Linked DNA regions of Homo sapiens: regions 2, 3 and 4 are each linked to region 1. The links are chromatin loops, found by intact Hi-C in ENCODE. Cell type or tissue: OCI-LY7. All regions are shown on one strand. Links, peaks and the distances in the headings refer to the core of each region. The heading gives the core; the rest is flanking DNA.

Region 1 (5,636 bases), core at 248-5,247:
TTGTGTGATGCAAAAGTTAGGTTTTATGCATTTGCTCAATTTTGCACCTCCCACTCCAAATGGCCACGGAAGGCTGGTGCGCCGGAAGGTGTTCTGTGTCTGTCCGGTGGCTTCTCCTCAACCTAGCCTGCACTCGCCAGGCTCTCATTCTTGTAGTTCAGAAGCAAAGTTTTAGAGAGAGTATGGATTTTGCCATTGGAATTGCTGGCTTCCGGTTGTGGCTGTGTGACCTTGGGCATGTCACTCGACCTCTCTAAGCCTCCATTTCCTCTCTGCTTTTAGTCCCCACTAAGGCCAACGTGTGTATGGAAGTGGGGGTGGGGCTGGGGGTTGGGATGGCATTTTCTTCCTTGGCAGACAGGGCCCTTGAGAGCCTTAAAGAGGGGCCGGGCGCGTTGGCTCATGCCTGTAATCCCAGCACTTTGGGAAGCCAAGGCGGGCAGATCACCTGAGGTCAGGAGTTCAAGACCAGCCTGACCAACATGGTGAATCCCAGTATCTACCAAAAATACTAAAATTAGCTGGGCATGGTGGTGCATGCCTATAGTCCCAGCTACTCAAGAGGCTGAGGCAGAGGCAGGAGAATCGCTTGAACCCGGGAGGCAGAGGTTGCAGTGAGCTGAGATGGCGCTACTACACTCCAGGCTGGGTGACAGAGTGAGTCATGGTCTCAAAAAAAAAAAAAAAAAGAACCTTAAAGAGGACTGCTATGAGTTCTCCTTGCAGACGAGGAAAGTACCCCAGTTTGACCCCTCAGTCTCCGGCTCTGGCTGGGTAGGGCCATCCTGGCTTGGTACTTTTGCCCTAGCTCAGGCCACGGTGAGCCCCCCGGTGAGCAAATGCTCTTGGTCATGCCATGCAGAGGCTGGGCTGGGCGCTCTGTGGATCCCCACGCAGGATGGGTTCTGGGGTGCACAGAAGAACCTTTTTCAAACATGGTGGTAAAACGCACATCACATAACACTTACCGTTTAAACCATGCTTAAGTGTACAGTTCACGTCTTTGCCATGGTCAGGGGAAAGAAGGAGGAAGGGAGGAATGGAAAGAAAGAAAAGAAAAATAAAGAAAGAGAAAGAAAGGAAGGAAGGAAAGGGAGGGAACAAACGAATGAAAGAGAAAGAAAAAGAAAGAGAAAGAAAGGAAGAAAGAAAGAAAAAGAAAGAAAGGAAGGAAAGAGAAAGAGAAAAAGGAGGGAAAGAGGGAAAGAGAAAAAGAGGAAGGAAGGAAGGAAAAGAAAGAAGGAAGGAAAGAAGAAAGGAGGCAGGGAGGGAGGAAGGAAGGAAGGAAGGAAGGAAGGAAGGAAGGAAGGAAGGAAGGAAGGAAAAAAAAAGCGTACAGTTCAATCTAAGCCGAAACTCCATACCCATTAAACAATACCTCCCCATTCACGGCTCCTCCCAGCCCCTGGCAACCACTATTCTACTTCCTGTCTCTCTGAATTTGACTACTCTGGACACAGAATGTAAGTGGAATCCTACAGTATTTGTCTTTTTGTGACTAGCTTATTGCACTCCGCATAATGTCAGGGTTCACCTTTCATCCATGTTGCAGCATATGCAGAATTTCCTTCTTTCTGCGGTTAAAGAGCTCTCCACTGTCCGTATAGACTGTTTGCTCACCCCTTCACCCGTCCGTGGACCCGTGGGCTGCTCCCACCTTTTGGCTGTTGGGAACGCTGCTACTGTGAAAGTGGGTGTGCAAATGGAAGAACATTATTTTGATGGTGTTGAATTTGGTTTAACCCATATTAGAGCAAACATAAGGAGCACAGCAAACATCACAGATATGAGATGAATGCTTAGGGTGCGGCTGCAGTGACGAAGTGATTTCAGGTCAATCACGAAAGGGTGACAGCGGACAGGATGAGAGTCGCCAGGAGCCAGCGAGAATGACTTCGGTTTGAGAAAGTCTAAGCTGGGTCAAGCCAAGGAGGAGCCCAGGCCACTCGCCCCGCGTCTCCCTCGCCGGGATCCCCTCCTCGGACCTCCCCCTCCTGTCTCCGGGCTAGCCCTTCTGCCTGCGGCTACCACACTCCCCTGGGGCAGCTTTGGCCCCGGGTTCCAGGAAAGCATCTGATTGGCCGTGTTCTCACTAGGCCAGCCCTGATAGATCACTGGCCAGCCTATGGATAGGCTCCCCTCAGTCAGATGCCCATGCCTGGTCCAATCAGCGGTGGGAAGCCGGGAGGGTCGGGGAAGTAGCTGTGGCTGGCGGGGCTCCCAACTCCTGCAGGGACTCCTGGCGGGTCCAAGGTGAAGCCCGGCCAGTCTCAGGCTTCACAGCGCCCCCTGGTGGTCCGGGGCGGAGGCGGGGAGGAGCCCAGGCAGCCGCAGGGCGAGGCTCAGGGCAGGCGTGGAGGCTCAGATCCGTAATCTCAGCACTTTGGAAGCCAAGGGGGGAGGATCGCTTGAGATTGGGAGTTTGAGGCTAGCCTGGGCAACATAGTGAGACCCCCTATCTCTACTAAAAATTAAATTTAAAAAAAGGGGGTCAAGGTCTGAGCATGGCTGACTCCACTCTGGACTCCATACCTGAGGGTAACCAAGGGAAGGGTGTTGGGGAGCGGTCCTGCCTGGGGCTGACCCCCCAGAACCTGCCCAGCTCCCCTTCTATCTGGGGCTGGGGGAGTTGGTTAGTGCGGGGTGGGGTGCGGGGACCCAGAACCCCCCAAAGCTGCTCTTCTCTCCCGGGCAGCCTCTGCCTTCTCCCAGCCCCCCTTTCATCACTCAGGGAGCCCTGAAAGTGAGGACCTCAGGTACTGTGCGTTTCCTAACCTCGCCTCAATCCTGGGTGTCCTGTTTGGACTCTGGGGCCCTCTGCGCGGCTCTCAGCGAATCTCTCAGCACAGGGGTGCATGGGTACCCCGCCCTTTGGTTCCAGGCTCAAGTCAGTGGCACCGTGTCCCCTCCAGGCCAGAGAGAGGGGTCTGCTCCCAGCGGTTCGTGGGCGGCTGGGGCTGGCGCACACCCTCTCTGCCTTTCCCTCCCGAAGCGCCGCCGTGGGCCAGGCCCCACCCGAACGGGGAGCGTCCCTAATTGCCCTGCACTAATTGCAGCTTCACCTGCGCGGCTGGGCTGGCCTCCCCTGAGCCTGGAGCTTGTTATTGGAAATAAGCCGATTTCTCCAGTTTGGGAGAATTCAGACTTGGGGGTTGAACTACTTGTGATTTGGGGCATTTATCATTGAAAATAGGCCTCGTTCCCTCACGGAGAGTTTTCTGTAAACAACTCGGCGCCACACATCCAGGCTCGCGTATCCGGGGCCCTGGGACCACACACAGGCCCCAAGGGTTTGGGGGCTGAAACCGGGAAGGTTCAGGGCTGCCTCCAGCATTGACCGGGTCTCAGCTGAGCCACAGCCCATCTGAAGGCTTAACGCAAGCTCTGGCTCTTTTTTTCTCTTTCTTTCTTCCTTCCTTCCTTCCTTCCTTCCTTCCTTCCTTCCTTCCTCCCTCCCTCCCTCCCGTCTCTTTTTTTCTTTCTCCTTTCCTTCCTTCCTTCCTTCCAGCCACAGCCCATCTGAAGGCTTAGCCCAAGCTCTGGCTCTTTTTTTCTTTCTCCCTCCTTCCTTCCTTCCTGCCACAGCCCATCTGAAGGCTTAGCTCAAGCTCTGGCTCTTTTTTTCTTTCTCTCTTCCTTCCTCCTTCTCCCTTCCCCTCCTCTTTCCTTTCTTTTTGACAGAGTTTCACTCTTTCACCCAGGCTGGAGTGAAGTGGCTCACTGCAACCTCTGCGAACCCTTCCTTCCTTTCTTTTCTTTTCTTTTTCTTTTTTTTTGACAGAGTTTCACTCTTTCACCTATGCTGGAGGGAAGTGGCTCACTGCCTCCTGGGCTCAGGCAATTCTGCCTCAGCCTCTCGAGTAGTTGGGATTACAGGCACCCACCACCACACCCAGCTAATTTTTTGGTACTTTTTAGTAGAGACGGGGTTTCACCATGTTGTCCAGGCTGGTCTCAAACTCCTGACCTCACGTGATCCACCAGCTTCAGCCTCCCAAAGTGCTAGGATTACAGGCGTGAATCACAACGCCTGGCCCTTTTTTTCTGTTTTTGAGATAGAGTCTCCCTCTGTCACCCAGGCTGGAGTGCAGTGGTGTGATCACAGCTCACTGAAGCCTCAAACTCCTGGGCTCAAGCGGTCCTCCCACCTCAGCCTTCCGAGTAGCTGGGACCACAGGCACGTGCCACTATGCCTGGCTAATTTTTAAAATTTTTGTAGAGAAGAGGTTTTGCCATGTTTCTCAGGCTGGCCTGGAACTCTTGGGCTCAAGTGATCCTCCTGTCTTAACCTCCCAAAGTGCTGGGATTCCAGGTGTGAGCCACCCACACCTGGCCTTCTCTAAGAGTTTTATTGATGTAGGCCATGAGTGGTGGCTCACACCTGTAATCCCAGCACTTTGGGAGGCTGAGGCAGGTGGGTCACTTGAGACAAGCCTGGGCAGATGGCGAGAATAATTATTGCTGAATAATTTCCATTGTATGGAAATCCCACACTTTATACATCTATTCACCAGTTAATGGATATGCCTTTCCATTTTGAGGGTATTATGAATAATGCTGCTATGGATGTTGACTAAAGAAATAAAATGCAGCTGGGCATGGTGGCTCACACCTGTAATCCCAGAACGTTGGGAGGCCGAGGTGGGCGAATCACGAGGTCAGGAGTTTGAGTCCAGCCTGGCCAATATGGTGAAACCCCGTCTCCACTTAAAAAAAAAAAAAAGGGCTGGGCGCAGTGGCTCACGCCTGTAATCCCAGCACTTTGGGAGGCCAAGATGGGCAGATCATGAGGTCAGGAGATCAAGACCATCCTGGCTAACACGGTGAAACCCTGTCTCTACTAAAAATACAAAAAATTACCCGGGCATGGTGGTGGACACCTGAGGCTGAGGCAGGAGAATGGCGTGAACCTGGGAGGTGGAGCTTGCAGTGAACCGAGATCACGCCACTGCACTCCAACCTGGGTGACAGAGGGAGACTCCATCTCAAAAAATAAAAACAAAAATAAACAAAAAAGCCAGGCGTGGTGGCGCACACCTGTAGTACCAGCTACTTGGGAGGCTGAGGCAGAAGAATGGCTTGAACCTGGGAGGTGGAGGTTGCGGTGAGCCAAGATCACACCACTGCACTCCAGCCTGGGTGACAGAGCGAGACTCCGTCTCAAAAAAAAAAAAAGAAAAAAAAAAAAAAGGCTGAGTGCAGTGGCTCATGCCTGTAATCCATCCCAGCACTTTGGGAGGCTGAGGCAGGTGGATCACCTGAGGTCAGGGGTTCGAGATCAGCCTGGCCAACATGGTGAAATCCCGTCTTTACTAAAAATAGAAAAATTAGCTGGATGCAGTGGTGAACGCCTGTAATCCCAGCTACTCAGGAGGCTGAGGCTGGAGAATAGCTTAAACCTGGCAGGCAGAGGTTGCAGTGAGCCGAGATCGCACCACTGCACTCCAGACCAGGCAACAGAGTGAGACTCCATCTCAAAAAAAAAAAAAAAAAAAAGAAAGAAAGAAAGAAAGAAAGCTTTTAAAGATATGAGTTTGGGCCGGGCGTGGTGGCTCACGCCTGTAATCCCAGCACTTTGGGAGGCCGAGGCAGGCGGATCACGAAGTCAGGAGATCGAGACCATCCTGGCTAACATG
Region 2 (5,000 bases), core at 1-5,000, 380 kb before region 1:
TTTCAGTCCCCAAAGCCATAGGCCCACATCTGCTTGTGGATCAGAAACATGCTGGCAGAGCGCGGTGGGACTGCTGCCCCCTGGCCCTTAGGAGTGGGGTCTGGGGCGCCCCGACCAGCAGGTCCTGGCCTCTGCCATCTGCGCTTGGGCCTGTCCTGTGGGTCACCCTGCGGCCAGTCTCTCCCAGGAGGGCTTTGCAGCTTCCCGTGGCTGCAGCTGCCCCTACTTTCTACACCATGTAGGGCCTCACACGGAGGGGACAAGCCTGCGCGGGAAACGTTTGTCTTTGCTGGGGGACTTTCAGTAGGAAAGTCATCACACCTCTGCGTGTTACCCATAATTAGAAAAAACTGTCCTAAGGCACATGTACCTAACATAGCCCTCATCCCACGGACCCCGCCCCAGCACTCGCCCGGGGCCCAGATGCACACTGCTGGCCCGGCCCCGGCCCCTGCCTCACCTGTGTTCCGAGCCACTTGCCCCGCGCTCTTGTCCACGCTCTCCAGCTCGGTCACGCGGTTCTGGAGGGACTCCACGCTGCTCTTCATGCTGTCTGCTTCCTCCCAGTTCTGCCGGAAGGGCCGGATCTCCTTGTCAAGCTCCTTCAGTTTCTCTGCTTGGCTGTCTATCACTCGCTTCCAAACCAAAGGTGTTAAAAAGCAAAACACAGTTAGGACTCGGAAAATGCTGCACCACCTTCCATCAAATACAGACAGGCTAGGAGCAGAACAGTCAGAGGCCCCTGTATGAGGCCTGCCACCCGCGGCTCTGACTCCAGGAGTGGGGCTCTGCATCAGGCCTCCTGGGAGCTCCCTGGGATCAAGTGCTTGTGCCGGCAGGGAGCACTCGAGGTGACATGAAGCCACATGGAAGAAAACAACAGGAGGCTCCACTAAGTCAGCTTGCTTTGTCAACAGAGAGCCATCAGGAAAGCAAAGTGACAGGTGGCAAGTGTTCAGAAGACCAGGGGAGAGGTCTCCACTGTCTCTGGGGCAGGCAGCAGCTCATGCTTCTGCTGCCCACAGCAGGCTTCCCTGTTTCACAGTGGCACTGGTGCCGCCTGCCCGCCTGTTTCTCACACACCCACACCCTGGCATCAGCCAACCCCACCAGCTCTCCTGTTCAGATACCAGGATCCGACCTCACCCTCACACTCCCATGTGTCCCTCCCAGCTCTTCTCCCAGGCCACAGCACCTGTGCGGGGCCACAAGGCTCCCATGGACATCTCCTCTGCAGCCCTCGTATACCTCGGGGGCCATAATACAGAGGGTCCCTGCTTCCCAGAGAGGCCTCACCCCTGTAAGTGCAGGTCCCACGGGACAGGTGGCCCTGCATGGCTGCCACAGGGTCTCAGGTTTAGGATGCCAGAATCATGCCCATGTGGCCTCATCTTCCCTTGGAACGTCTAAAGGCCTCCTACCCTGCTGCTGGGTCTGGGGCAGAAGCACAGTCCTGTCTCTGTGGCTGCAGGGGGTTCCCCAGAACGACCCCAGGGTCCCAGGAGAAGACTCCCACTCCTCAGACCCCTCCCACCTGGATGGTGGCAGGAAAGGGCCCCAAGGCATGTCCTCAGGCCCTAGGTGAAACCCAGTGGGCCGATGCTGCAGACGCAGGGGTCTTCCCCCTCCAGCTCCACACTCAGGCTGCCAGGCCCCAGCGAGGGAGGCAGGAACGCAGAAACCCTGCCACGAACACACGAGGCTGCCAGTAACCAGGCCTGACTTTATGCTACTTCATTTAACTAATTCAGAAAGCCCTTTCCCAAAACACACAGGCTGCTCATATTTGTCACTACCTGGAGGGGTGGGAGCTGTACTCCGCCCTGGTGGCCCAGTCTGTGTTAAGGGGCTGGAGTGTCCACCTGTGAGATGAAGCCAGGGACTTAAAGGGTTTTCACTTCAAAAAATGATGTGCATTTTCAAGCAGCTTGTGATGGCTGGAGAGTTCAGTGCTCAATGCAGCTGTGGAATGACTGAGCCACCTCACAAGCTGAGGGCCACACCGGGTGCTCGAGGGGCGGGCCCCAGGGCCCCCTGAATTCACTTCTCCTTTTGGAAGTCTATTTTTAAACATCTAGGTTTCAGCACCTTTGCTGGCTGTTATTAACCACAAAGACACAAACATGACAGGTCTGGGTGGCTTTTTGGGCGTAAAAGCAGTGTTATTCTTCCTGTTCTTTCCAAGAAACATGATATTAGTTAACCTCTAAAAAGTAAGGATAATTTCTCTAAAGAACACCTCTTTCCACTGTCACTGTCCCTTTAAACTGACACTGTCACTGTCCCTTTATTTTACACAATCATACATGTTCAGAAGGATATTTAATTAGCTCACCAAGTCTATTTGCTGGGGGACAATACCACTGACGACACTGAACATCCAAATACACGGCTCCTCTAGTGAGCACCGGAAGCCTCTCGCATCTCCACCTTCTAACACGCACACTGAGCTGGCAGGGGTGCTCGCGAGTGGCAGGGGAAAGTTAATGAAAACCTGATCAACAGAGGTCTGAGAGACGCCCTTTGTAACTTAGCAAACCCCGAAATGAAGCATGAGTCCCAGGCAGGGTGGCCCAAGACAAGCTGCGCCTCACGCTGAGCCTCAGGCCCCCGAGGTTAAGAGGGGGATGGCACCGAGCCACCCCTCCCCGCGATTGTGCTACGCAAGGGCACGCCTGACCTCAAGCACAGAACGGGGAGTCTCCAGCAAGGACTCCCCCACACAGCAGGGGCCCCCGAGTCAGGAACACACAACATGCGTGCACCGCATGCACAGACCAGCACGACTAAATAAAAGGCGTCTCCATGAGCAGCAAGGGAACTCGGGCTATTTTTAAAACAGGCACTTCATCTGTATCAATGGCACCATTTCAAAGCAGAACGCAGAGTCACATCAAGTGTTCTCTAAAACGCAGCAAACGTGATTTCATCCTTGAAGAACGGTCTACACTCAGTCACTGCAGTTTCTATAAAAAATAAATCTCAAGTGCAGGTATGGAATTGTACAGAAAAAAGACTCCGACACAGAGCTGAAGAGACAGACTGCACTCCACATCAACAATCCAAATCAGAAGGTTTGCCTTCAGGGAGCATCAGCCCGTGAGCCTTATACACTTGCATGCCAGGGCTGCAACCGTGTCACCTGCTGTGATGCCTCACTCTCAGGCCACTGCGACCCTGGCACACAAGCCCGGCGCTGTGAGAAGCCCGGTGGTGCCGGCAGCCTGAGTGAAGGCCGCGTGGATGGACGTCCCTGCCTTCTGTCCCAGTGCGTGCTCCTCTACGTGTGCCCTGTGGACCCCCTGACTGTAAGAACCACCAGTTCATCTAGTCCACTGACACCAGAAGCCTGGGTCATGCTCGCACCTATGCTATCTTCTTTTTTTTCTTTGAGACAGTCTTGCTCTGTCACCCAGTCTCGAGTGCAATGGCGCAATCTTTGCTCACTGCAACCTCTGCCGCCTGGGTTCAAGTGATTCTTCTGCCTCAGCCTCCCGAGTAGCTGGGATTACAGATGCCTGCCACTGCGCCCAGCTAATTTTTCTATTTTTAGTAGAGACGGGGTTTCGCCATCTTGGCCAGGCTGGTCTTGAACTCCTGACCTCGTGATCCACCCGCCTCGGCCTTCCAAAGTGCTGGGAATATGGGTGTGAGCCACCGTGTCCGGCCTACCGGCCTAGGCTGTCTTTTTTTTTTTTTTTTTTTTTTTCCGAGACGGAGTCTTGCTCTTTCTCCCACGCCTGACTGCAGCGGCGCTATCTCGGCTCACTGCAAGTTCCGCCTCCCGGGTTCACACCATTCTCCTGCCTCAGCCTCCCGAGTAGCTGGGACTACAGGCGCCCACCACCGCACCTGGCTAATTTTTTGTATTTTTAGTAGAGACGGGGTTTCACCGTGTTAGCCAGGATGGTCTCGATCTCCTGACCTCATGATCCGCCCGCCTCGGCCTCCCAAAGTGCTGGGATTACAGATGTGAGCCACTGCATCCGGCCTGGCTGTCTTCTTAATAAAGAAAAACAGGATATTTAAGAAGTAAAATATTAAGAACTCATCGTTCCCCGGACAGGCAAAAAAGCAAAGACACTCTTGAATTCCACTCCTTGACCCCCTGCCTGCACCCCCACTGCCACAGCCAGGCCATCGGGCCCTCTGTGCTTCGACTCCCGCCATCACCAGGGCTTTAGGGTCTACTGGAGAATCAGACAAGGAAGAAAGAAGAAGACCCCAAGTGACGTGTGCCCTCATCACCTAGCTGGTCCACAAACATGGCTGGAGGAGTGCCTGGAGCTGGCCAGGAAGGGAAGCAGGAGAAAAAGACATCTGTGCAGCAGCATGGAGCTTGTCAAGGAACAATGAGCGGGTCCACTTTAGCGCAGGGAGTGGGGCGAAGCTGGGAAGGTGACCGGTGGCCAGGCACAGAGGTTTTCTGGGCCACAGTAAGATTTTACGATAAACCCTTCCTGGGGCAACAGGAAGGGCTCTGAGGATGAAACAGTGGGGAACACGGCTGAGCTGGGCTGCTGCTCAAGAGGGTAGGCGGGGCCTGCAGCAGCAGAGGGATGGCCTGGCCCCGTGCAGCTCCCACACAGCCAGCACCTCTGGGCATCAGAAGGCTTTCAATCAGCATTTCCTGAGGATGGACAGTGCAGAATCCTCCTGGCCAAAGACCACCAACCCCACAGTGGTCCCAAAGGTAACACTGAATTTCCCCTTTCAAAAAACCACACGGTTGGAAGGACCTTCTGTGTAGACCACGCCTGCTCAACAGGTCACATGGAGAAGAGTTTTCACATGTTTCAGGCAGAGCCGTGTCCCTGCACTCAGGGGAATCAGGCGCGGGCAGCCTGCTCTGAGTCCCTTCCCTAAACACAACCTGCTCTCCGCCACGCCCAGCCTCCTGTGGGGAAGAGGCAGGTGCGCCATCACCTTCTACTCGTCACAGGTCAAGGGACACTGACCGCTGCCGTCACCACTCCATCCTCACTTCTCTGCCCTTGGCA
Region 3 (5,636 bases), core at 328-5,327, 390 kb before region 1:
TGGATGGTGGATATGTGAATGGGTAGAGGGATGGATGGGTAGATGGATGGTGGAGAATGGATGGTGGATGAGTGAATGGTGGATGAATGGATGGTAGGTTGTGGATGGGTGGATGGTGAATGTGTGGATGGATAGATGGTGGATGGATGGATAGTGGGAGTGGATGGTGGATGGATGAATGGTGGATAGATGGATGGTGGATGTATGCATGAATGGACGGTGGATAAATGAATGGTGAATGAATGAGTGGTAGATGGATGGAAGGTGATGGTGGATGGTGAATTGGGATAGATGGGTGGTGCGTTATGAATGGTGGATGATGGATGGTGGATGGATGGAAGGTGATGGTGGATGGTGAATGGGGATAGATGGATGTTGGATGATGGATGGTGGATGGATGGAAGGTGATGGTGGATGGTGAATGGGGATGGATGGTGGATGATGGATGGTAGATGGATGGAAGGTGATGGTGGATGGTGAATGGGGATAGATGGATGGTGGATGATGGATGGGAGATGGATGGAAGGTGATGGTGGATGGTGAATGGGGATAGATGGATGTTGGATGATGGATGGTGGATGGATGGAAGGTGATGGTGGATGGTGAATGGGGATAGATGGATGTTGGATGATGGATGGTGGATGGATGGAAGGTGATGGTGGATGGTGAATGGGGATAGATGGATGGTGGATGATGGATGGTGGATGGATGGAAGGTGATGGTGGATGGTGAATGGGGATAGATGGGTGGTGGATGATGGATGGTAGATGGATGGAAGGTGATGGTGGATGGTGAATGGGGATGATGGGTGGTGTGTTATGAATGGTGGATGGTGGATGGTAGGTAGATGGAAGGTGATGGTGGATGGTGAATGGGGATAGATGGGTGGTGCGTTATGAATGGTGGATGATGGGTGGTGGGTTGATATAGTATTTTGTAGAAGGACAGTTGATCAACAGACAGATGACGGATGGTAGATGAAAGCAGATAGTTGGCTGGGCGCGGTGGCTCACGCCTGTAACCCCAGCATTTTGGGAGGCTGAGGATGGAGTATCACTTGAGGTCAGGAGTTCAAGACCAGCATGGACAACATGGTGAAACCTTGTCTCTACTAAAAATACAAAAATGAGCCAAATGTGATGGTGCACATTTGTAATCCCAACTACTTGGGAGGCTGGGGCCGAATTGCTTCAACCTGGGAGGCAGAGGTTGCAGTGAGCCGAGATTGTGCCACTCCACTCCAGCCTGGGCGACAGAGTGAGACTCTATTAAAAAAAAAAAAAAAAAAAAAAAAAAAAAGAGTAGATAGTTGATTGTGGATGGTGAATGGGTAAGTGTATGGATGGCAGCTCACAGATGGTGAATGTTATTGGTGGATGGATGGATAGAAGAGTGATTATGGAAGGATGGTTGATGGATGGTAGATGGTAGTTGAATAAAGGAGAACGAGGGAAAGGGCGGACGGTGGCAAAATGAATCATGGTTGCATAGTGGATGGTTGATGGGTGAAAGAGAAATCGTAGCTGTTGAACAGATGTGTATGTATGGATAGTTGTTGCAATGCACGGTGGGTGAGAAAAAGTTGTGGATTTTGGATGTAGATGGATGGTGGACAAGACCAAATGGTGGAGGGATGGATTGATGGTGGATGAATAATGGTGAATGAATTTTAGATGATGTGTGAATGGATAGTAGTAAGTAGAGAGACAGTAGGTAGATGGATAAGAGTACAGGAGTTACTGGATATAAATCAATGGGTGGGTGGACAGAGCATGGTGGATAAATTGTGAATGAATGTGCGCTAGGTGATGGATGGATGATTGATGGGGGTTGGGGGAATGGGTCTGCAGTGCATGCTTGGATCTGCATCATGCACGTTGGAATGGCTGGGTGGTGAGTGAATGGAGGATGGATTTGTGGGTGTTGGGAAGCAGAGAGGTAGAAAGATGAACAGCAAATGGATTGTGCATGATGTTTGGATGATTTGATGATGGGGAGATGAGTTTCTGGGAGGGTGGTGAATTGGTCATTAGGGGATTACTGGTGGAGAGATGGATGGTGTGCCTTGTGGATTGGGGAGACACTGGTTGTAGCTGATGGAAGGGGGAGAATGGTGGATGGTTACACTGGGTTCCAATGGCAGGATGGTGGATGAGTGACTAGGGAAGGGTGCAGGAAGGATGGTGGAGGTGGGTATGTAGGCAGAGGACTGAAGGTGAAAGGGAAACTACTCAGTCTTGGAGACTTCCAGGGCCTTCCACCCTCCAGGCCATCCTGCTGTTTCCTGCACCCCCACCCCTCATCTGCAGACTCTGCCATGAGCACCCCTTTGCTTGGCCTGGTATTTGCTTCTTTCATGAGTGATATGCTGCATCCGGGGAGGAAGGAGCCGCCACTGGGGGGAGCTCTGCCTCTTTTTGTGTCCCGGGTGGGCGCCTTGCCTCGACATCTCTGATGCCACCAGCATTGCCCCTTACCTTGGAGGGATCGCCTTGAGCAGAGGTCCCTGCGCTCAGTGGCTCTGTGGTGCTGGCCCAGCCTAGGACGGGGAGGGTGGGTCCTCACGGTCCTGGAGTTTGGCTGCCCCTTGCTGGACTCACATGTCCTCAACCAGGAACAAACAGGATACTTGGGGGTCACAACTGTTTTGCCCCTTGTCTTGCTTCTCAGTGGGAAGGAGGCAGTTTGACTGACAGGGCTGCGTTGGGCTTCACCCCTGAGTGTCTGGCTCTGCCCCCCATCCCCACCGCCACCATAAATGCAGAGGGCCAGGTGAGGCTCAGCAAACTTCACCCCTGGTGCTCAGGGCCACAGCCAGGACTGAAAGGGCCCAGAGGCTGGGGCTCCCTCTCCTGATGGTGGGGCCTCAGGGGAGTCCAGAGTGCTGGACGGCCAGGACTTGGGGCAGCAATGGAGCCTCTTTGACTACTGCTGCTCCACCTGGGCAGGCCATTCCTAGATTGTGCTGTGTGGAGAGGGTAGTGAGGCCACTTGGCTTCCTGGTCAGGGGAGGCTTCCTGAAAAAGGTGGCATTAAAATGAGACAGGAAGGATGAGATCACAGCTGCAGCCACAGTGAGGAGGTTGAATTGAAGGTGGCAGACCATAGGGGGCTGGGGCTGGCTGGGTGGGGTATTGGGATCCATCTCTCTTGCCCTGAGTGGCCTCTGGAGGTGGGTCCAGCAGTCAGAGGGTGGCCCAGCGAGCTCACATGAGGCAGCAGATAGGCACCAGGGCGCTGGGCAGACAAGCGGTACCAGAACCACTCACATGCAAAGATGTGAGCTGAGGAATGGCTGCGACCGCACTGCAGGTGCCATGTGTGCACAGAAAGCCCTTGAGCATATGCACAGGTGCCCCCGGCCCTCAGGCACACATGAGGGCACAAACTTGCAAATGGCTCAGAACCTCAGCAGGGACGTGGAGAAATGCAAAGCCCCGGAGTTTCCTCCAGTAAGAAGAACCTCTCACGGCCCAACTGCTTCAGCGCAGGCTTCAGCATCTAGAGGCTGTCTCAGTCTCTTGGTCCCTGTGTCTGTCTCCGCTATGGCTGGCGGCCCTCCTGTGTTGGTTTCCGTGTGCACGGCCTTCTCCACGTGGCAGGGAAGGTGTCTTGGGAGAGTGAGACTCACCACCTCCTTGACCAGGCCATGGCAGGAGGGTCTCAGTGAGGTCTCTGATTGGTTCCTGTCTCCAACTCTGCACCAGTTCCTGTAGCCTGAGGTTGCTGTGCTCTGACTGGCCACGCTGGCTCACAGCCTCCCCTGAGGTGTGGAGGCAGCAAGAGTGACAGCCCTGCCTCCTGCACATGGCAGGGCCAGGGAAAAGGTGGGGTGGGCCTGGGACATCAGCAAGACAGGGAAAGAGCCCGCCAAGGCCTTGAGACGGGAACATGAGGGATGCTTCGAGGGAGCCAAGAACACCCGGTGCAGTGGCTCATGCCTGTGGTCCCGGCGCCGCAGAGGCTGAGGAAGAATTGCTTGAGCCCAGGAGGTTGAAGCTGCAGTGAACTGCGATTACCCCAGCCTGGGCCTCAGAGCAAGACCTCAGGTTTTTGGGGTTTTTTGTTTTTGTTTTTAAAGGAAGGTGGCTGGGCACAGTGGCTCACACCTGTAATCCCAGCACTTTGGGAGGCCAAGGCAGGCAGATCACCTGAGGTCAGGAGTTCGAGATCAGCGTGGCCAACATGGTGAAACCCCATCTCTACTAAAAATATAAAAATTAGCTGGGCGTGGTGATGGGTGCCTGTAATCCCAGCTACTTGGGAGGCTGAGGCAGGAGATTTGTTGGAACCCAGGAGGCAGAGGTTGCAGGGAGCTGAGCTTGCGCCACAGCACTCCAGCCTGGGCGAGAGAGCAAGATCTGTCTCACAAAAAAAGGAAGGCAAGAGGCAGGAGAGGAGGGAAGAGAGTGCAGGTGAGGCCAGGAGGCTTGCTGAGAGCAGCTGTTGCTGGGTGGGTTGGATACAACTCAGAGGGAAGCCCAGGAGGGTATGGACCAGGGGTCTCCACCTAGCTTGGATGGGGCTGGGCCTGCTGTCTGCTGGGGTGGGGGACAGGCAGAGCCCCCCTGGTGGCATCTAGCGGTGGTCGGACCAGTCCTGGGCGCTGTCTAGGACTCAAATGCCATATGACACTGCAATTCACTTCGCCTCCATTCGTCACCTGCAGAGCAAGGGTGGCAGCGCCCATCTCACAGGGCGCAGGGACCCAGTGCCCCTTCAGGCTGCAGCCCTGGCCTGGGGGTTGGGGGGTAGGGAAGCAGGAGCACCAGGAGACGAGAGCTCAGCCCCGGAGGAACCGTTGGTCCCTTCTCCATCCATGGACAATGGGAGGAAGGAGGAGGACATCAGGGTGTTGGGGAGCTGAGGGTCTCGGGAGCACCAGCTAGGAAGCTGCCCCTGAGTGACTTGCTTCAACCCCACCCCAGATGGGGAGGGCTCTGCAAGACTTGGACCAGGGGCCAGCCACTGTCCCGCCTCCACCTCCACTCCTCCTTCCGCACGGAGGGTTAATCTGCCCCTGCCCCTGCGCTGTATGGAGGGAAATGTTGTCAGGTGTTCACCGGCCTCCGGGTCAAGAGGAGCCGCTGCTGGCAGTCAGGGTCACTGACTTGGTACTCAAAAACCCTTACTGTCCCTCCTTGGGCAGAGTCCCCGCAAGGCTGGCTGGACCAGGACGTGAGTGGATGTGACCCGGGCTATGTATGTGGAGCCCGGGCACAGCTGATGGAGAGCAGTCACCCGGCACGAGGTGACCAGCGAGAGCTGCGCCAAGCAGGCCGCCCGAGATGGAGCTGGGCCCACGGGTGCTGAGGAACGGCTGGGACCACACTGCAGGTGCCATGTGTGCACAGAAGGCCCTTGACCATATGCACAGGTGCCCCCGGCCCTCAAGCACACATGGGGACACATGCTTGCAAACGGCTCAACCCTCAGCAGGGAGTCGGAGAGCTGTGGAGCCCCAAGTGCCACAGGGGCCAGGGAAGTGGCGGGAGCCAAGTGCCTGTGGGTGCCGGGAGTCCTCCGAGCCGAATGGCTGCAGGCCAGGGTGCAAGGCCCAGCCCGGGAGGGCACAGCCGCCTTCCCCAAGGTCCAAGGTCCCTTGCAGGGGTTTTTCCTGTGGGCGATGTCCTGTC
Region 4 (5,636 bases), core at 10-5,009, 66 kb before region 1:
CCCAGCGACGAGCCGAGCGCAACTTTCGCTCTCATCGCCGCCCTCACTTCACTGGCACCAACTACTCCGGGAGCAGCGAGCGGAGAGGGGAGGAGGCAGGGGCGGGGCCTGCAGGGGCGCCGGGGGAGGGGGGCGCGCAGCCCAACTGACGCGAGATGGCTCCGCCCCCCCTCGCGCTCCCATTGGCTCTGGTGGGATTTGGACAGCCAGCGGCAGCGGGGTTGGCTCCGCGCGCCCGTCCGTCCGGGGCGGCGGGGCGGGGGAGCGGGGAGGGGCGGCTCCGGGCTTCCGTTGGCGAGGTTCGGTTGACGCGTATCGCCCGCCGTACGTGGTTTGAGGTTTGCCATCTCCCTACGCCCCATGATCCATCTCTCCAGGCAGCGGCGAGGAGTTCGCGGCCCTCCCCGCCCCCTACCCTTGGCCGCGGCCCCTGCCCTTGCTGCCCGCGCACGCCTCCCGCAGCCTCTGGCCCCCCATCTGAAGGACCCCGCTGAGAGTCCCGTCGACTTCTCAAAGTAAAATGTGTCTGGCGCTGGGAAGCCGCGGAGCGCCCGGCCGGGACTACTTTCCGCTGCGCGGAGGAGTACGGGCGCGCTAAGACTCCATACAAAGAGGAAACTAATTGGGGGAAACTCGCTGCGCCCCCGCCTTTCCCAGGGGACGCGGGGCTGGCGGGGGCGGGGGCCGCGGCGCGGGGGACGGGCTTCCCAGGCGGCCGCCTCCCCTGGCGCGAGCTGCGTGGGGACTCGGGTCTGCGGTGCTGCCCGCTAATTGGGTGGGGGAGGCCGGGGCCCCCGGGGTGGCTTGGGTGCGGGGTGCGCCGCGGCTTCAGAGGCCCAAGGGAGGGTCCCCGTGGGTCCCCGGGGCACAGAGTCCCGGCGTGGGGACGCCCAAGCCGCCTGGGTGGCCGCTGAAAGATGAATGAAGGGGCCCAGTCGTCCTGGGGCGGGGGTCCAGGAAGGGTAAAGAGGAAGAAGCTATTTTCATCCCAAGCTCTCGGCACGGGAGGAGGGTCAACTTCTTTCGGGGCGAGGGCAGCCACTTTTCCGGACCTGCCGCCCGCCCCGCCTCCCTACTCCCCCCGGCACCCCCACGAGGGAGAACACGGGGTGCGGGCGGGTGGGGTAGGCTGAGGCTAGCCTGAGAGCCGCTGCCTTGGAGAGGGACCACCGGGCAGCCGTACAGCTGTTAGGAGGCTGAGGAGTGTAACTGCCTTGGAGGTCCCGGTGCCCTACCCCCAGCCAACCCTGAAACTACGCGCCCTTCGTAATTAGACCAGTGGAGGTCTATACGGAAAATCTTTTTAAAGCAGGGAAGGCTATTTTTCTTTTAAGTTACTTCAAACCTGAGCTTAATTTGGGGACTAGCTCTGGATATAAATAGCTACAGGGAGAATTTGGGAGTTTTATGGTTTTAAAGCCTGAGTAAATAAGCAGGGTTTTGTCTTGAACATTTTCTGCAGCATGAACCATTATTAACTTTATTGAAGAGACCACGTTCACTTCTGCCTAAATGGCCTTTAAGAAACAGGGCTGGGAGCCCTCCTGGTATAGAAGCCCTTCCCCCACCAAGTTCAGGTGGGGGACTTAGACTTTTAGACTCTCCTCAAAAGTACGTCCCTCTCCTTGGAGTGCCCTGGATGCTGCAGGTGTGTGCCCCAATACACCCTGTCAGCTGGCCTGGGCAGGGTACAGAACCGGGGTGGCATTCCCGGGGCTGGGCCACCGGCTAAGGCCTCTGACTCATCCGGAGGTGAGCCCTGTGTGAGGAATGAGGTCCAGAACACGCTGCCCCGCTCGCTTGGTGTCTACAAAGTTCTGCCACGAGACTAGAAGGATCAACCTACAAGGGCACAAAGGTGATACTGGGTCATTAAGGCAATAGGGATAGCAGAGCACACAAGGCCGCCCTCTCCACCCACCAGCCCCCAAGGCTGAGGCCAGGCTGGGCTACCAGTAGGGGCGCAGCAGTGGACTTGACAAGCATTCTTTTTTTTTTTTTTCCAACGAATATTAACACTTAATATGTGCCGGGCCCTGTTCTATTTTGTCTGACCCTAATGCTACACCGATACTGTATTGGCCTGAAGCTCTCAGATTTACCAACCGTAAAATACAGGAAACAGTACCTACCTCCTGGCCTGATGGACTGTAATAGAGTCCATCCTTCCAGCATAGGGAACCCCAACGTTAAGGACACTCGCCTTCCCATCGCTTGGGGAGAGGGCTCCACACACAGCCCTGGGATTGGGAATTTGTGATCCCACACTTCTAACGCATCCACAAAGCCGGCAGCCCTATCATGTTTTTCGGTGAGACTCCCACTCTGAAAGTGAGACCTCATGCCTGCTCCCCTCTCCTTACACCTCCCACAGCCCCTTCTGCCTGGGCTCCTAGCCCGTGGCCTTACCTCATTCTTCAGAGAAAAACGAAAGCCTTCAGGATCTTTCTCCTCTCCCAGTACCCAAACAGACAAACTTCCCTGTCGGGTACTCACGTCCTCCTCAGGCCTAGGACCCCATCCCGCTGCCCTCCCCTCGAGGCTTTTCTGTGCCATCAGCCTCACTCTGGACCGACTCCTGCCCCCAAACCCTCTCCTGCCTCTGGCCATTTCTCCCTCCCTTCAGACATTTCTGTAGACTTCCCTACACTCACCTCCTCCACCCCTTCCCGTCCCAGCCTCTCATCACCCCATCCAGCAGGGCTGTGTCCCCACCCCTTAACTGCTGCTAAGGTAACCTACAACCTCTCCGCTGCCCAATCCGGGGGTCACTTCTTGGTCTCGCTGAGCTTCTCAGCAGCAGCTGAGTCGACCACTCCTCCTCCTGGAAACCCTCACTTATCTGGACCTGGGGATTCCAGTTCACCTGGTCCTGCTACCTCACAGGTCACTCCCCATCAGTCTCCTCTGCAGCTTTCAACCTGTCATCGTTGGGATTCCTCCTTGCCTTTTTCCTTTCATTAATTTTTTTTTTATCCAGAGTCTCACTCTGTCGCCCAGGCTGGAGTCCAGTGGCACGATCTGGGCTCACTGCAACCTCTGCCTCAGCCTCCCGAGTAGCTAAGATTACAGGCACCCGCCACTACACCCGGCTAATTTTTGTATTTTTAGTAGAGACGGGGTTTCACCATATTGGCCAGGCTGGTCTTGAACTCCTGGCCTCGTGATCCGCCCGCCTCGGACTTCCAAAGTGCTGGGATTACAGGCTTGAGCCATGGCGCCCGGTGACATAGCGAGATCCCGTCTGTATAAAACAAAAACAAAAAAAAAAACTGTGACCCTATGACCATCTCGTCCCCCCACCCTAAAAAAAAACAAAAACTATGACCATGACCATCTCATACCCCACCCTTATAGATGAGAAAGCTGAGGCACCCAGAAGTGAAATATCTTCCTAGGATCAGGCATGATATGAGGGGAGGAGCCGGGGCACAGCTAAGCCAGGAGCTATGGAGCCTCTTAACCAAGGCCAGAGTTGCCCCAGGGATTCTGGGACGGCCAGGGGCAAGGGTGTCTGCAACATGCTTGGTCTGATGCTAAACATACAGTGTTTATAATTTTGTATTCATTGTATTTTCCCAGAAAAAGGGAAGGGAAAAGAGTCAGCATGTGTTATAAAATGATTAGAAAATGGGAAAGGAAGTACCTGGTACAGCAAAATCAACCATCAAATGAACATACCCCAGTGATGGAGTCATCAAAGCCCAAAGGGGCTCCGTCTCCTTCAGTTCAGGAATGAAGGGAAGGGATCAGGAAAAGGAGAGACGGGTACAGGCTTTCCTACCCCAGTGTTTATAGTTCTTCCTGCTGCTAATTATTATTATTACTATATTTGGGCTTGTTAGAAAATTCTGTTTGGCAAGGAATTCCTTTCCCAAGAATGGAGCCAGGCAGAGGGCAGGGTATGGGCCAGGGCTGGGAAGTGTCAGGAAAACACCCTAAAGCCATTCCTGGGAGGTTTCAAGCCCCCAAAGGACTATTGGAAAACTGAGACTTCAGGCTGGAATTTTAGCCATCCTAAGAGTTCTGAACCTGGAATCCATGGATAGAATTCTGGAGACCATGAACCAGAGCTGGTAAATACATCTTTATTTAAATTAACCTTTAACACCAAGTGCGGTGGCACTCACTTATAATCCCAGGTACTTTGAGGCCTCCAGCAAGACCCCTGTCTCAAAAAAAAAATCAACCTTTAACCAAAATCCAGCATTTTCTTCACTTATGAATGTAGGTGATATTCCATCTCAACACATTGCAGTCACTGGAAATATCTCAAAATAGCATTTATTTATTTATTTTATTTTTATTTTATTTTTTGAGACAGAGTCTTGTTCTGTCGCCCAGGCTGGAGTGCAGTGGCATGATCTCAGCTCAGTGCAACCTCCCGGGTTCCAACTATTTTCCTCCCTCAGGCTCTGAGTAGCTGGGATCACAGGCACCCACCACCACGCCCAGCTAATTTTTGTGTTTTTAGTAGAGATGGGGTTTCACCATGTTGGCCAGACTGGTGTCGAACTCCTGACGTCGTGATCCGCCCACCTTGGCCTCCCAAAGTGCTGGGATTACAGGCATGAGCCACCGCGCCCAGCCTCAAAATAGCACGTATACTCGTCTCCAAAATCACAGAAGTTATTAGACCCACTGCTAGAACTTGTTACTTAATATGTTAATAACTAAGCAAGTAAATCGTAGACCTAATTGTAAGACCTAATTGTAAAACTATAAAACTGTCAGATGAAAACCTAAATCTCTGTGACCATGAGGTAGGCAAAGTCTTCTTGATTACGATGCCAAAAGGATAAGGAACAAAAGAGAAAAATTGGAATTCATAAAAATTAAAACTTGTGTGGGTGAGCATGGTGGCTTACGCCTGTAATCCCAGCACTTTGGGAGGCTGAAGCGGATGGATCACCTGAGGTCGGGAGTTCGAGACCAGCCTAACCAACATGGAGAAACCGCGTCTCTCCTACAGATAAAAATTTTGCTGCAGATGGTGGCAGGCTCCTGTAATCCCAGCTACTCGGGAGGCTGAGGCAGGAGAATCACATGAATACAGGAGGCGGAGGTTGCAGTGAGCAGAGATTGCGCCATTGCACTCCAGCCTGGGCAACGAGCAAAAACTCCGTCTCAAAAAAACAAACAAAAAAAAGATTAGCTGTGGCTGGATGCGGTGGCTTACGCCTGTAATCCCAGCACTTTGGGAGGCCAAAGCGGGCAGATCACGAGGTCAGAAGATCAAGGCCATCCTGGCCAACATGGTGAACCCCATCTCTACTAACAATACAAAAATTAGCTGGGTATGGTGGTGCATTCCTGTAATCCCAGCTATGGGGTGGCTGAGGCAGGATAATCTCTTGAACCAGGTAGTCGGAAGTTGCAGTGAGCGGAGATCACGCCACAGCACTCTAGCCTGGCAACAGAGTGAGACTCCGTCTCAAAAAAAAAAAAAAAAAAAAAGATTAGCCAGGCGCGGTGGTGGGTGCCTGTAATCTCAGCTACCTGGAGGCTGAGGCAGGAGCATCACTTGAACCTGGGAGGCAGAGGTTGCAGTGAGCCAATATCGCCCCCCATTGCAGCCTGGGTAACAGAGCGAGACTCCTGTCTCAAAAAAAAAAAAGGCCAAGAAACTCATGCAA

What was found. Peaks named below come from ENCODE experiments on the same cell type or tissue, not always from the same donor. Only the 100,000 strongest peaks of a DNase experiment are listed, where the experiment ranks them.
Region 2: it touches region 1 in a loop (5-fold over the local background); 20 of 110 quality-filtered maps call a loop at or near these places.
Region 3: a loop joins it to region 1, with 7 times the contacts of the local background. A loop is called at or near these places in 25 of 110 quality-filtered maps.
Region 4: it touches region 1 in a loop (9-fold over the local background); 73 of 110 quality-filtered maps call a loop at or near these places.

The regions. Positions count from the first base shown.
Region 1 is chr14:102,521,307-102,526,942 of GRCh38, reverse strand. It overlaps LOC105370680 (a long non-coding RNA gene), which reads right to left. Exons shown (of 4, transcript XR_944239.2): 2 at 1,535-1,682. Among named protein-coding and RNA genes, the nearest start is that of ANKRD9, 14 kb to the right of the region's middle. RefSeq lists a silencer at 2,101-2,400. In OCI-LY7, for the core only: CTCF peaks have their summits at 2,097 and 2,301 (motif pointing left); DNase peaks (open chromatin) are centred at 1,422 and 2,172; H3K4me3 peaks cover 1,770 bases; H3K27ac peaks cover 1,130 bases.
Region 2 is chr14:102,898,890-102,903,889 of GRCh38, reverse strand. It overlaps TRAF3 (TNF receptor associated factor 3), which reads right to left. Exons shown (of 12, transcript NM_145725.3): 11 at 461-635. Among named protein-coding and RNA genes, the nearest start is that of AMN, 21 kb to the left of the region's middle. RefSeq lists enhancers at 1,957-2,386, 2,705-3,204, 3,205-3,706. In OCI-LY7, for the core only: no CTCF peak of the experiment used is centred there; DNase peaks (open chromatin) are centred at 2,019 and 2,409; H3K4me3 peaks cover 1,491 bases; H3K27ac peaks cover 1,420 bases.
Region 3 is chr14:102,914,811-102,920,446 of GRCh38, reverse strand. No RefSeq gene overlaps it. Among named protein-coding and RNA genes, the nearest start is that of AMN, 5.0 kb to the left of the region's middle. RefSeq lists enhancers at 3,598-3,737, 5,332-5,636. In OCI-LY7, for the core only: a CTCF peak has its summit at 2,396 (motif pointing right); a DNase peak (open chromatin) is centred at 2,406.
Region 4 is chr14:102,587,072-102,592,707 of GRCh38, reverse strand. RCOR1 (REST corepressor 1) reads right to left here and starts at 59. Exons shown (of 12, transcript NM_015156.4): 1 at 1-59. RefSeq lists a silencer at 1-1,062 and enhancers at 641-1,456, 1,738-1,787. In OCI-LY7, for the core only: CTCF peaks have their summits at 1,757 and 1,957; DNase peaks (open chromatin) are centred at 207, 587, 1,167, 1,947 and 1 weaker place; H3K4me3 peaks cover 1,870 bases; H3K27ac peaks cover 2,006 bases.